2 separate regions of the Homo sapiens genome follow, and region 2 is linked to region 1. A link is a contact called in ENCODE Hi-C or POLR2A ChIA-PET data. All regions are on one chromosome and are shown on one strand. Each heading gives the region's core, a stretch centred on a gene start or an enhancer-like site at or near the end of the contact. The rest is flanking DNA. Distances are from core to core; before and after follow the strand shown.

Region 1 (7,452 bases), core at 2,925-5,424:
TAGGGAGCCACGGAAGCATTCTGAGCTGGGGAGTCCACAGTCAGTTTTTGTGTGAGCGAGGTCCTTCTAGCTGCCATGTCTAGTGGGTGGATTAGAGGTGGTAAGTCTGAAACTTGGACTGGAGCAGAGGCTGAAAGGCCAATCTGAAGGCCAAGGATGCCAGGGCCCTTCCCTACCCCAGATGCCCACCTTGTTGATGGCACAGCAGGTCCCTCTGCGGACAGCCACGCTGGTGGCTGGGACGAGACAAGACAGGTCGGCTCGGGCAGCCAGAACGTGTGCAATGGAGATGTCCGATTCTGGGGTCAGAACCTCTCGAATTGGGATCAGCACTGCCCTCATGGCCTCTCCTTGGGCCTGGAGTGGGGAGGAGGTAAGAGAAGGTACCCTGGAGCCCTTCCCCACGTGGGACCTGTCATCTTGGAAGCATTACTTTACCATTCAAGACCTCACTGCCCACAGCTCAAATAAATATTTATTTTTTGAGACAGGGTCTCGCTGTCACCCAGCCTGGAGTGTGGTGGCGTGATGGTGGCTCACTGCAGCCTCAATCTCCTGGGCTCAAGTGATCCTCCTACCTTAGCCTCCTGAGTAACTGAGATGGACAAGCATGCGCCACCATGCCCAGCTAATTTTTTTTTTTTTAATTTTTAGTAGAGACGGGGGTCTTGCTATGTTGCCCAAGGTGGTCTCAAACTTCTGAGCTCAAGTGATCCTCTTGCCTTGGCCTCCCAAAGTGCTGGGATAACAGGCATGAGCCACTGTGCCTGACTCTGCTCGTATCTCTTAAAGATGGGGTACACTTGGCCAGGCGTGGTGGCTCATGCCTGCAATCCCAGAACCTTGGAAGGCCAAGGCAGGCAGATCACCTGAGGTTGGGAGTTTGAGACCAGCCTAACCAACATGGAGAAACCCTGTCTGTACTAAAAAATACAAAATTAGCCCGGCGTGGTGGTGCATGCCTGAAATCCCAGCTACTCGGGAGGCTGAGGCAAGAAAATCACTTGAACCCAGGAGGCGGAGGTTGCGGTGAGCCAAGATCGCACCATTGCACTCCAGCGTGGCCAACAAAAGCAAAACTCCGTCTCAAAAAATAAAAAATAAAAAAAAAAGGCTGGGTGCAGTGGCTCATGCCTGTAATCCTAGCACTTTGGGAGGCCAAGACAGGCAGATCACAAGGTCAGGAGATCGAGACCATCCTAGCCAACATGGTGAAACCCTGTCTCTACTAAAAATACAAAAATTAGCTGGGCATGGTGGCATGTGCCCGTAATCCCAGCTACTCAGGAGGCTGAGGCAGGAGAATCACTTGAACCCGGGAGTCGGAGGTTGCAGTGAGCTGAGATCGCACCACCACACTCCAGCCTGGCAACAGAGTGAGACCCCGTCTCAAAAAAAAAAAAAAAATGATGGGGTATGCCTCTGAATATACTGCCAGCTCAGAGCTGGGAATTCAACAATACCCTGGGACCCTGAGATTCTAGGAGCCCCAAACCTCAAAAAATTATAAAATGTCCATGGCCTGAGAACCTGCAAGAGGGTGATACTCCTGGCCCTCATTCCTCCTCCCTGCAACTGCAGCCCCCACAACTGGGCCTCTCCAATTCTGCATGGTCCCCTGCCCACCACACCTCTGCCCGGTCACTCCAGTGGAAAGCAGATGTAGTGAGGTCAAGGCGCTTGAGGAGGAGGCAGCGGCGGCAGCGGTACTGATCTCTGAGGCTTTGGGACAGAGACTCCAACGCTTCCTGGGAGAAAAGGTCTCAAGGTCAGGCTAGGGGTCCCTCTCACTGCCACCTCTGATGAGGACACAGTTCACATTCAGTCAGTCGCACACAGTCTTACCCATCTGGGTGCATCTAGCGAGCAGCTGAGGAGGGGCTGCAGGGACCCTGGGGGCAGAGAAGGCTGCAGCTCTGAGATCTGATGGGAGAAGAAGTCAGAGGCCAACTGGGGCAGAGAGGATGGGCCCCTCTGTAAACTCAGCTCCCCACACCCCTGAGGACCTAGGCCACAGATGTGAGAATGCCAGTCACAGCTCCAGAAAAAACAGGCCAGTGGTTGGAATACTCCTTCCAGAAGTGGAGAGAGGACCCCCACCCCCACAAGGAAAGTGGGGTAGCCCAGGTCGGGAGGGGACTCTGACTCTCTACCTTAGCATGCAACTCCTGCAGCAGCTGGCTGGCGGGGGTCCCTGGTGCAGGTCTGGGCAGCCCCAGGGCTTGGAGGGTAAGGTCCAGTTCTTGGACCATGCCGGCTCCCTCCACTACCCCTTCACCAAGGGGTGGCCTAGGACTCGGATCCAGCAGAGAGCGGAGGCACAGGAGGCGGGTGGCTTGGAGCTCTGAGCAGAGAAAGCCTGAAAGTAATAAATGGGTGCTGTGCACTCAGGGAGGCTGCTACCCACTCATCCATCTTGGTCAAAAAGCTCCACTGATGGCCGGGTGCGGTGGCTCACACCTGTAATCCCAGCACTTTGGGAGGCAGAGGCGGGCGGATCACGAGGTCAGGAGATGGAGACCAGCCTGGCCAACATGGTGAAACTGTGTCTCTACTAAAAATACAAAAATTAGCAGGACATAGTGGTGAGTGCTTGTAATCCCAGCTACTCGGGAGGCTGAAGCAGGAAAATCGCTTGAACCAGGAAGTTGGAGGTTGCAGTGAGCTGAGATCATGTCACTGTACTCCAGCCTGGCAACAGGGCGAGACTCCATTTCAAAAAAAAAAGAGGCTCCACCGGCTTTAAAACCTCCACCTTTGCCCAGGCACAGTGGCTCATGCCTGTAGCCTGTAATCCCAACACCTTGGGAGGCTGAGGTGGGAGGATCGCTTGAAGCCAGGAGTTGAAGACCAGACAGGGCAACATAGGGAGACCCCACCTCCACTTAAAAACAAAACAAAACAAAATCCTCCACCTTCTAGTCCCCCCCACCTAAAGCCTTCCAGAGTAAGCCCCACCTTGAGACCCTGTCCCCTCCTACGAATTCCACTCCTGCCCACTTTGAAACCTCAAGCCTTCCTCCTAATCCAACCCACTTGAGCTCCTAGGCCCTCCAATTAAAATTCTAACCCCGGGCCGGGCGTGGTGGGCTCACGCCTGTAATCCCAACACTTTGGGAGGCCGAGGTGGACAGATCACCTGGGGTCAGGAGTTCGAGACCTGCCTGGCTAACATGGTGAAACCCCGTTTCTACTAAAAATAGCCGAGTGTGGTGTCGCGCGCCTGTAATCCCAGCTACTCGGGAGGCTGAGGCAAGAGAATCACTTGAACCTGGGAGGTGGAGGTTGCAGTGAGCCGAGATCACGCCACTGCACTCCAGCTTGGGTAACAAGAGTGAAACTCCATCTCAAAAATAATAATAATAAAATAAATAAAAAATAAAACGAAATTCTACCCCCGCCCATTTTAGAGCGCTCTGCTTGCCCCAACATGCTCACCCCACCCACCTCGTACCCTCTGGGCCGCCCCAAAGTTCTGACCACACCCCTTGGGAACCTCGATTTCCCCTAAAAAGTCAGAGCCCGCCGCTCCGGAGGCCATGGCCTTGCCACTTCTGCATCCCGGGACTCACGCAGCAGGCGCAGTCCGGCACCGGGTTCCCGAAGCGCAGCCGCGCCATCCCCGCCGCAGAGCGCGCGATCCGGGCAGTGCAGCTCCCGCAGCAGGCTGCCGAGCTGCCGCAGAAAGTCCTCCTCCGCGCCAGGGCCTGCGAGGACAGGGGTGTCAGGGCTCGGTGGCCCCGTGGCGGCCCCCCTGCCACCCTCCCGCTCCGTGTTTACCGTCGCCGGCGCTCAGCACCTCCGCGCCCGCCTCTCGCTGCTGCTCGAGGGCGCCCAGCGTCGCCAGCTCCGCCGCCAGCCGCACGCACAGCCCCCTGAAGTCTGGGCATGAGGCGCCCCGCGACGCCGCCCCCGGGACACCTCCATACCTGTGGGGACCGAGGCAGCGGGAGGGGGCGGGGATGTCACTGGGAATCCCTTTTCGTCCGCGTCCAGGGGGCAGACCTGGCCTTCCTGCACCCACCAGCCTCACCGCACACCCTTTTACCCCAGAGCCAGCAGGTCCTGGGCCACCGCGGCCCCCTCCCACGCTTCCGCCTTCACCGCCTCCATGAAAGTGTGGTCTCGGCGCGCCCCCTGGCGGCCGGTGGCAGGCTCCGCCCCAAAAGCGCCGCGCGCACGAGCTCCCCGCAGCGTCCGGCGGCACTGACCAATCGGCATCTTCCCGCGCAGGGGCTTGGGTGCTCCCATTGGCGCAGGAGGACGCCGAACCCGCCCCGGGGCCCGCCCGCCCCGCCCCTCGGCTAACCTGTCGGGGTTGTAGGAACGCCCCCTGGAGCTGTAAATTGCAGTGCGTTCGGGATCTCCGCTGTCAAGACAAGCTGGCGGCGGGTGTCACTGTTGCGGCGACATAAAAACAACTTCGGTGCCATTTTCCTTTTCCTCCCTCAGTTGTCTTCTGCTGGTGTTTTGTTGGTTTGTTTTTGAGGCAGATTTCGCTCTATCGTTCAGGCTGGACTGCAGTGGCGCCATCGCGGCTCACTGCAGTCTCGACCTTCTGGGCTCAAGAGATCCTCCCGCCTCAGCCTCCCAGCTAAATTTTTAAAAATCAGTCAGCCTTGGTGGCTTACACCTAGTAGCTGGGACCACAGGCGCAGACCACCGCGCCTGGCTGATTTGTTTTTAATTTTTTTGTAGAGACAAGGTTTCCTCATGTTGCCCAGCCTGGTTTCCAACTGCTGGGTTCAAGCGATCCGCCTGCCTCGGCCTCCCAAAGTGCTGGAATTACAGGCGTGAGCCACTGCAACCGGCCAATTTTTTTTTTTTTTTAAAGTTTTGTAGAGGCCGGGCACGGTGGCTCACGCATGTAATCCCAGCACTTTGGGAGGCTGAGGTGGGTGGATCACTTGAGGTCAGGAGTTCGAGACCAGCCTGGGCACATGGTGAAACCTCATCTCTAATAAAAATACAAAAATTAGCCGGGCGTGGTGGCACACGCCTGTAGTCACCACTATTTGGGAGGCTGAGGCAGGAGAATTGCTTGAGCCCGGGAGACACAGACTGCAGTGAGCCAAGATCGCGCCACTGCACTCCAGCCTGGGGACAGAGCAAGACTCCGTGTCAAAAAAGAAATAAAGTTTTGTAGAGAGGGGTCTAGCTATGTCGCCCAGGTTTGCCTCTAACTCCAGTGTTCAAGCAATCCTTCCCTCTCAGCCTTCCAAAGCTTGGGATTACAGGCTTGAGCCAGTGTTCCTGGCCCTGTCCTCTGCTCTTAAAGCAGCCCAGACGGAGTGGTGTTCACCCAACTCTGCCTAAAATCCAAAACTTCCTCCCTCCTTTCCACCTCAGGGTTTGAATTACATAAGGGACCCAGGAATCCCAGCACACCCCTCACACACCAGGCCCTCCTCATCGATCACGATGTGCCTGTTAGGCCTTCACTCCTCTCCCTCTTAGGCCTTGGAGTGAGCAGGTGCAATGCACCATAGTGGTTAAGAGATTACACCCTAGGAATCAGGCAAAGGGTTAGGGCTTGATTCTGTTACTCGCCAGCTCCATGTTCCTGCCAAATTGCTTCCCATCTGTATAATGGGGATAATAGTACCTACCTCTTAGAGTTGTTGCTGAGGATTAATTAGAGTTTCATATGTAAAAAGTGCTTAGCAGATATATAGGGAGTACTTAATAAGGAATAACTAATATATATACAGCATTTAATGTGTACTATTGGGCGAAGTATCTTATCTCTTTTACAGAAGAGAAAACTAAGGTTGAGAGAAGATAAGTCACAGAGTGAATTCATGGTGATGCCAAGGCTTGAAGATGAAATTCCAGACTCTATACTCTTAAACCACGGAACCTATTTCCACTGTTACTACTGCTGTTGTTTTGTTGCTGTTGCTAAGTAAACATTGTGTCAGATCTAATCTCTTCCTTACTGTATCCTGGTATCCAGTAGTTCCTAGACAATTCTGCTGGAAGTTGGGGGTGGACCAGGAGCCTGGAGGGAAGAACAGGGGTAGAACTTGTTCCTTAAGGGCAGATACGAGTAACCCCATAACCCTGTTTACCCCAAGGCAGGACACTTGGGGGGCTATTTTTTGACATAAATCAAATGTTAAAAATTGCCCAGAGGTGGGCCACAGTGGCTCACACCTGTAATCCCCGCCTTTCAGGAGGCTGAGGTGGGAGGATCGCTTGAGCCCAGGAGTTTAAGACCAGACCAGGCACCATAGTGAGAACATGTCTCTACAAAAACATTTTTAAAATTAGCCAGGCTTGGTGGTGTGCACCTGTAATCCCAGCTACTCGGGATGCTGAGGTGGGGGGATCACTTGGGCTCATGAGTTTGAGGCTGCAATGAGCAGTGATCATGCCACTGCACTCCAGCCTGGGTGATGAACTCAATTTAAAACAAAAAAAAAAATTGCTCCAGCCAAAAACCTGGACTTACTATCTTGACTCCTCTATCTCAAATCCCATACATAAATCTGTGGGTTCTATTTACAAAGTAGGCCCAACACCTGCCCACTTCTCCACCCTTCAGGGCCCTCACCCTGGGCCTGTCCGCTGCTGTCTTGTCCTGAACCATCACAGCAGCCTCCTCTCTGTGAAGCTGTCCCCCACCCCACTCCTACTCTGCTGACCACATGCAGCAGAAGGAGCCTGTGAACTGAGTCAGGTCACATGCCTCCCATGTTTGAAATTTCCTGTGGCTCCGTCTCACTCAGGGTAAAAACCTAAGTCCATTCAATGCCCTTCAAGGCCTGACAGATCTGCCCCATCGCCTCTCTGCCCTCATCTCCTAGCGCTCTCTTCTCTGCTTCCTCCCCTCTCAACACTCTAGCTCCCTGAAGCTCCTCAGACTTACCGGACACACTCCTGTCTCAGGGCCTTGCACTGGCTGTTCCCTTTACTTAAAATACCCTTCCCTGCAGACATCCCCAGAACTCCCTCACCTCCGTCAGGGCTTTGTTCAAATGCCAGCTCCTGGCTAGGCACAGTGGCTCACACCTGTAATCACTTGGGAGATTTCCACCTGGAATCACTTGGGAGACCAAGGCAGGTGGATCACTTGAGGTCAGGAATTCGAGACCAGCCTGGCCAAAATGGTGAAACCCTGACTCCACTAAAAATACAAAAATTAGCCGGGCGTTGTGGCACCCACCTGCAGTCCCAGCTACTCAGGAGCCTGAGGCAGGAGAATCACTTGAACCCAGGAGGCAGAGGCTGCAGTGAGCAGAGATCATGCCACTGCACTCCAGCTTGGGTGACCGAGTCAGACTCTGTCTCAAAACAACAAATGCCAACTCCTGAGGAGGGTCTAACCTGGCCACTCTAGCTAAAATGGCATGTATCCCCCATTCCCACTTTTTTTTTTCTTTCTGCTTTCTATCATTTCTAACATATTAAGTCATTTACTTATTGTCTCCCCTACTATAAAGCTCATAA
Region 2 (7,452 bases), core at 1,839-4,338, 160 kb after region 1:
TCCCACCTCAGCCTCCGAAGCATCTGGGATTACAGGCACACACCACCAAGCCCAGCTGATTTTGGTATGTTTTGTAGAAATGGGATTTCACCATGTTGCCCAGGCTGGTCTCGAACTCCTGGGCTCCAGCGATCCACCCGCCTTGGCCTCCCAAAGTGCTGGGATTCCAGGTGGGAGACACCGCGCCCAGCCTGTTGTGAGGTTTAAATGCAGAGAATACGCTAGGCCCAGGCACATGGTAAGCACTGTTATCAACCCTGTCATTGTAAGGAGGGGACTGATCATTAGCTCCTATGGTCACCATTTCTGGCCAGCAGGAAGTCCCTTAGGAACACTGAACCACAGCTCTTCAGATACAGAAAAGCCCCAAAGGGGCCAGGAGCAGTGGCTCACACCTGTGATCCCAGCATTTTGGGAGGCTGAGGCGGGTGGATCACCTGAGGTCACGAGTTCGAGACCAGCCTGGCCAATATGGTGAAACACCGTCTCTACTAAAAATACAAAAAATAATAACTGAGCATGGTGGCACATGCCTGTAATTCTAGCTAGTCGGGAGACTGAGGCAGGAGAATAGCTTGAACCCGGGAGGCAGAGGTTGCAGTGAGCCAAGATCGCGCCATTGCACTCCAGCCTGGGCAACAAGAGCGGAACTCCGCCTCAAAAAAAAAAAAAAAGCCCCAAAAGACACAGTGTACTTAACCCACCATGCGCCGCCCTCCCCGCCTTGTAGCCACACTAGCCTCCCCACCCAGCTGGCTCCTTGCCTCCCACCGTCTGTGGTCCGTTTCCCACTCAGCAGCCAGACAACGCCTTTTCTCACTCTCACCCTAACCTCCATCCACCCTGTTCTCTCTTCCTCTTTCCTCCAAAGGTTACCATTTTAAAAAGAAAATCAATTTCTTAGTATTACTGCAATATTTTTTTCTGCAAATACAAACAAGTGTGAAGCTATGTTCTAGTCACCCCTTTTGTACCAACAAGGCAGACATTCCGAACATTACTCTTTGCTTTTTTTAATTTTACTTTTTTTTAGAGACAGTCTCACTCTGTCACCCCGGCTGGAATGCAATGGTGCAATCATAACTTACTGCAGCCTCTAATTCCTGGGCTCAAGCAAGCCGCCTGCCTTAGCCTCCCACATAGCTGGGACTATAGGTGTGCACCACTATGCCCAGATAATTTTTAAATATTCTGTAGAGATGAGGTCTCACTATGTTGGTCAAGCTGTTCTCAAACTCCTGAGCTCAAGTGATCCTCCCGCCTCAGTCTCTCAAAGTGCAGGGATGACAGGCGTGAGACACCTTGCCGGCCATTTAACAACTTACCCTGGGCCAGGTGTGCTGGCTCATGCCTGTCATCCCAGCAATTTGGGAGGCCGAGTCAGGAGGATCACCTGAGGTCAGGAGTTCGAGACCAGCCTGGCCAATGTGGTGGAACCCCGTGTCTACTAAAAATACAGAAAAAAAAAATTAGCCGGATGTGGTGGTGCATGCCTGTAGTCCCAACCATTCCAGAGGCTGAGGCAGGAGAATTGCTTGAATCTGGGAGGCAGAGGTTGAAGTGAGCCGAGATCATGCCACTGCACTCCAGTCTGGGCGACAGAGCGAGACTCCGTCTCGGGGCGGGGGGCGGGGAGGCAGGGCCCAGTGGCTCACGCCTGTAATCCCAACACTGGGAGGCCGAGGCGGGCGGATCACAAGGTCAGGTGATCGAGACCATCCTGGCTAACAAGGTGAAACCCCGCCTCTACTAAAAATACAAAACAATTAGCCGGGCGTGGTGACAGGTGCCTGTACTCCCAGCTACTCAGGAGGCTGAGGCAGGAGAATGGAGTGAACCCAGGAGGCGGAGCTTGCCGTGAGTGGAGATCGCGCCACTGCATTCCAGCCTGGGTGACAGAGCGAGACTCCGTCTCAAAAAAACTAAATAAATAAAAAATTAAAACCCATCCTGAAGACATTTCATGTCACCACTTTTCACAGTCACCACTTTTCACAGCCTTTCCTTGGTAGTCCTCCTGGCCACACTGCGCCCTGTCACCTTCCTGCCTTCAGCCCTCTGCTGTCTGACCCTCACCCACACCAGCTTCTCTCCCGTCCTCAGACCCACCTACCGGCCCCTCCATGACCCGTGGCCACATTGCCTCTGCCTGCAGTTCTCCCCGTGTTTCTCTCATCCTCACCATCATGTAGATGTCATCTCAGAGAGGTGTTCTGCAGCACCTAATCTAAGGAGCACCCTCAGTCACTATCCTGTCACTTGACCGATCGATCGATTGATTGATTTTAATTTTTTTGGAGACGGAGTCTCACTCTGTTGCCCAAGCTGGAGTGCAGTGGCATGATCCCTACTCAATGCAACCTCCACCTCCTGGGTTCAAGCAATTCTCTGCTTCAGCCTCCCGAGTAGCTGGGATTATAGGCACCTGCCACCACGCCCAGCTAATTTCTTTGTATTTTTAGTAGAGACAGGGTTTCACCATCCTGGCCAGCCTGGTCTTGAACTCCTGACCTCATGATCCACCTGTCTCGGCCTCCCAAAGTGCTGAGATAACAGGTGTGAGCCACCGTGCCCTGCTGATTTATTTATTTTTTTATAGAATTTATTGGCCAGGCGTGGTGGCTCATGCCTGTAATCCTAGCACGTTGAGTGGCCGAGGTAGGAGGATCACTTGAGGCCAGGAGTTCCAGACCAGCCCAGGGGAGACCCTGTCTCTACAAAAAATAAAATTAGCTAGACGTGGTGGTGCATGCCTGTGTTCTTAGTTACTCTGGAGGCTGAGGTGGGAGTATTGCTTGAGCCCAGGAGTTTGAGGCTGCAGTGAGCTATGATTGCACCACTGCACTCCAGCCTGGGAAACACAGCAACACCCTATCTCAAAAAAAAAAATATTACACTCTGGTCTGTCTATTCTATTGTCTGTTCACCGCCCCCCACCACCATCTTCAGAATATTAGCTCCTCGCCTACCTTGAAAAGCGCTGTGTTCCTGTGTAGAACGGCGCCGGGCGCACAGTAGGCGCTTGCCCAAGAACCGTACTCCCAGGTGGCCACGTTGTCTCCAAGCACCGCAGCCCTCTACGTGTGGACGTGAGGCCTCAGCGCCCCCTCGTGGCTATGTGAATTGGTTTTATTTTATTTTATTTCTTTGTTTTGTTTTTTTTTTTTAATTTTCGTTTCTCCTTTTTACTTTTTCTGTTTTGTTTCTTTGTTTGTTTTTTGAGACAGAGTTTTTGCTCTTGTCCCCCATGCTGGAGCGCAATGGCGCGATCTCGGCTCACTGCAACTTCCACCTCCCAGGTTCAAGCGATTCTCCTGCCTCAGCCTCCTGAGTAGCTGGGACTACACACGCGCCACCATGCCTGGCTAATTTTTGTATTTTTAGTAGAGACGGGATTTCACCATATTAGTCAGGCTGGTCTCAAACTCCTGACGTCAGGTAATCCACTCACCTCGGCCTCCCAAAGTGCTGGGATTACAAGCGTGAGCCACCGCACCCGGCTGTTTTGTTTTCATATCTTATCTTTTTTTTTTTTTTTTTTTTTTTTTTTTAGAAAGGGGTCTTGCTCTGTCGCCCAGGCTGGAGCACAGCAGCACTATGATAGCTCACTGCAGCCTCGAAATCCTGAGTTCAAGCGATCCTACCTGCTTCAGCCTCCTGAGTACCTGGGACTACAGGCACCCGCATCATGCCCGGCTTGAAGTGGTTTTTGTTTGTTTGTTTGTTTTGAGACTGAGAATCGCTCTGTCACTGAGGCTGGAGTGCAGTGGCATGATCTCGGCTCAATGCAATCTCCGCCTCCCGGGTTCAAGCGATTCTCCTGCCTCAGCCTCCTCAGTAGCTGGGATTTCAGGCACGCGCCACCATGCCCGGCTAATTTTTGTATTTTTAGTAGAGACGGGGTTTCGACATGTTGGTCAGGCTGGTCTCGAACTCCTGACCTCATGATCTGCCCAAGAGTTTGCAGTGAGCCGAGATCCTGCCATTGCACTCTGGCCTGGGCCACAGAGCAAGACCTTCCTCTCAAACAAACAAAAAAAAGAATAATGTCTCCAGCTCCATCCAAGTGGCTGCAAAATACATGATTTCATTCCTTTTAACGGCTGTATATGTACCACATTTCCTTTATGCACTCATTGGTTGATGGGCAGAACTTTTTTTTGAGACACGGTCTCACTCTGTTGCCCAGGCTGGAGTGCAGTGGAACCATCATAGCTCACTGCACCCTCAAACTCCTGAGCTCAGGTGATCCTCCCACCTCAGCCTCCCAAGTAACTAGGACTACAGGCACGTGTCATCACACCTAATTTTTTTTTCCTTAGACGAAGTCTCGCTGCTGCCCACTGTGCCCGCCCACAGCAATCTTCATCAAAATTCCAGATGAACTTTGGGAGGCTGAGGCGGGTGGATCACCTGAGGTTAGGCGATCGAGACCAGCCTAACCAACATGGTGAAACCCCATGTCTAGTAAAAATACAAAAATTAGCAGAGTGTAGTGGTGCATGCCTGTAATCACAGCTACTTGGGAGGCTGAGGCAGGAGAATTGCTTGAACCCAGGAGGCGGAGGTTGCAGTGAGCCGAGATTGTGCCGCTTGGGTTCAAGCAATTCTCCTGCCTCAGCCTCTTGAGTAGTTGGGATTACAGGCATGAACCACCACGCCCGGCTAATTTTTTTGTATTTTTAGTAGAGAAGGGGTTTCATCATATTGGTCAGGCTGGTCTCGAACTCCTGACCTCATGTGATCCACCCACCTTGGCCTCCCAAAGTGCTGGGATTACAGGCGTGAGCCACCGCGCCCAGCCTTGGAGGCCATTATTCTAAGTAAAGTAACTGAGGAATGGAAAACCACAAACCGTATGTTCTCACTTGTAAGCGGGAGCTAAGGTATGAGGACACAATGGCATAAGAATGATATAATGGACTCTGGGACTTGGGGCAGGGAAGGTTGGGAGGTGGTGAGGGATAAAGACTACATACTGGATACAGTGTACACTCTTCCAGTGACAAGTGCACTAAAATCTCAGAAGTCACCACTAAAGAACTTATCCATGCCAGGCGCGGTGGCTCACGCCTGTAATCCCAGCACTTTGGGAGGCCGAGGCGGGTGGATCACGAAGTCAGGAGATTGAGACCATCCTGGCTAATATGTTGAAACCCCGTCTCTATTAAAAATACAAAAAAATTAGCCAGGCATGGTGGCGGGCGCCTGTAGTCCCAGCTACTCAGGAGGCTGAGGCAGGAGAACGGCATGAACCCGGGAGGCGGAGCTTGCAGTGAGCCGAGATCGCGCCACTGCACTCCAGCCTGGGTGACAAAGCAAGACTCCATCTCAAAAAAAAAAAAAAAAAAAGAGCTTATCCATGTAACCAAAAACCACCTGTACCCCAAAACTATTGAAATTTTTTAAAAAATTTAAAAATAATCCTACTAAAGTGTCCCTATGTAGCAGCACATACAAAAATAGACTCCAGATAGAATAAAGACCTAAATGTAGAGTATAACAATTGAGTTGGCTGGGCGCAGTGGCTCACACCTGTAATCCTAGCACTTTGGGAGGCCGAGGCAGGTGGATTGCTTGAGCTCAAGAGTTTGAGACCAGCCTGGGCAAGACGGTGAAACCCCGTCTCTACTAAAATACAAAAAATTAGCAGGACGTGGTGGCATGCACCTGTAATCCCAGCTACTCGGGAGGCTGAGGCAGGAGAATTGCTTGAACCCGGGAGGTGGAGGTTGCAGTGAGCCGGGATCACACCACTGCACTCCAGCCTGGGTGACAGATGGAGACTCCGTCTCAAAAAACACAAAAAAAACAACAAAAAACACCAATGGAGTTGATTATGGAAAATGGAAGAGAATATCACTGTGACATGCCAAATTATTTCTCACTCTCCCATCAAAAGGTGGTGTCTCATTCCCTTCCCCTTGTATTTTTTTTCTTTGAGACAGAGTCTCACTCTTTTTGCCCAGGCTGGAGTGCAGTGGCGCAATCTTGACTCACTATAATCTCTGCTTTCCGGGTTCAAGTGATTCTTGTGCGTCAGCCTCCTAAGTAGCTGGATTACAAGCGTGTGCCACCATGCCCGGCTAATTTTTGTATTTTTAGTAGAGATGGGGTTTTGCCATATTGTCCTGGCTGGTCTCGAACTCCTGACCTCAGGTGATCCGCCCCCCTAGGCCTCCCAAAGTGCTGGCAACTCTCTGTCTTCTGCAAGTGTGTGCCCTCATTGGTTAGCATGGTTGGAGGAAACACAAGTTTTCACTTTAAATTCCTGACCCTCCCCTCCAGGCGTCCACTGGGGTGGGAGCCACGCTCCATACCTCCCTTGCTCATAGTGAGGGTTCCAAGTGTGTCTCTCTCCTTTCCCCATCCTTGCTCACAAGCTTCACTAGAAGAGAACACCCTAATTCCCTCGTCTCCTGCCGACTGCCCCACCTCCTGGCTTCTGTGCTGGTAAGTGCTTTTGGGTCCTGTTGGGATGGATCAGCTGTCTCTAACGTCACCCCCCTTGGGGATTTCCCCCATTTTCTTTTTTTTTTTTTTCTTTTTTGAGATGGGGTCTCTGTCACCCAGGCTGGAGTGCAGTGGCACCATCATGGCTCCCTGAAACCTCAACCTCCTCGGGCTCAGATGATCCTCCCACCTTAACCTCCCAAGTAGTAGCTGGGATTACAGGCACGTGCCATCATGCCCGGCTACCTTTTTTTTTTTTTTTTTTTTTTTTGTAGAGACGGGGTTTTGCCATGTTGCCCAGGCTGGTCTCGAGCTCCTGGGCTGAAGTGATCTGCCCACCTCGGCCTCCCAAATTGAGCCACCGTGCCTGGCCTATTTTCCCCATTTTCTCTTGCTTCCTGAAGGTCATTGCTCCAGCAGGTCCCCAGCCCCCACGTACTCATTCCCACGGGCACACAGACACATCGTCACTTCTTCCACATTAAAACAAAATCACAACAAAAACTCTCTGGACTTCCTCCAGCTCCAGCCCCATTTCTCCGTTTCCTTTTACAGCAAAATTTCTCACAAGAGACGTTCTCAGTTCTCTCTTACACCATTTCCAATCAAATGTTCACATCTTGCTGTTCCTACTCTGGAAATGCTCTTGTCGGGGTCCCCATGGTGTTGGGTCCAACATCACACCTCCTGCTTGTCTTGACCTCTCAGCTACATCCGGTGCAACACTGGCTCCCACTCCCCTGAATGCTTTCTTTCTTTCTTTTTTCTTTTGAGATGGAGTTTTGCTCTTGTTGCCCAGGCTAGAGTGCAATGGCGTGATCTCAGCTCATCGCAACCTCTGCCTCCTAGGTTCAAGTGATTCTCCTGCCTCAGCCTCTGGAGTAGCTGGGATCATAGGCGGGTGCCACCACGCCCGGCAGTTCTGTAATTTTAGTAGAGATTGGGTTTCTCCATGTTGGTCAGGATGGTCTCAAACTCCCAACCTCAGGTGATCCACCC

The links. Hi-C counts contacts between places; a loop is a spot of excess contacts on that map. ChIA-PET counts read pairs that join two places held with the same protein, here RNA polymerase II (POLR2A). Pooled maps may share reads with other maps.
Region 2: a loop to region 1 is called in a map of CD8-positive, alpha-beta T cell, with 24 times the contacts of the local background. The contact joins the enhancer-like site here to the promoter of FAM98C in region 1. A Hi-C loop is called at or near these places in 10 of 168 maps with a recorded cell type or tissue (A673, B cell, CD8-positive, alpha-beta T cell and 7 more), 3 of 37 single-sample maps with no recorded cell type and 13 of 50 pooled maps. POLR2A ChIA-PET finds 5 or more read pairs at or near these places in 9 of 52 experiments (A549, AG04450, HCT116 and 6 more).

The regions. Positions count from the first base shown.
Region 1 is chr19:38,399,815-38,407,266 of GRCh38, reverse strand. It overlaps FAM98C (family with sequence similarity 98 member C), which reads right to left and starts at 4,174. Exons shown (of 8, transcript NM_174905.4): 1 at 4,049-4,174; 2 at 3,781-3,929; 3 at 3,573-3,707; 4 at 2,154-2,359; 5 at 1,846-1,923; 6 at 1,632-1,748; 7 at 190-357. The coding sequence starts at 4,113. RefSeq lists silencers at 3,668-3,867, 4,058-4,387, 6,950-7,108.
Region 2 is chr19:38,239,652-38,247,103 of GRCh38, reverse strand. No RefSeq gene overlaps it. Among named protein-coding and RNA genes, the nearest start is that of PPP1R14A, 13 kb to the left of the region's middle. RefSeq lists an enhancer at 1,984-2,860. Within about 2 kb of position 3,088, at least 5 of the 41 ENCODE cell types and tissues checked have a DNase peak (open chromatin) inside an H3K27ac peak, as active enhancers do.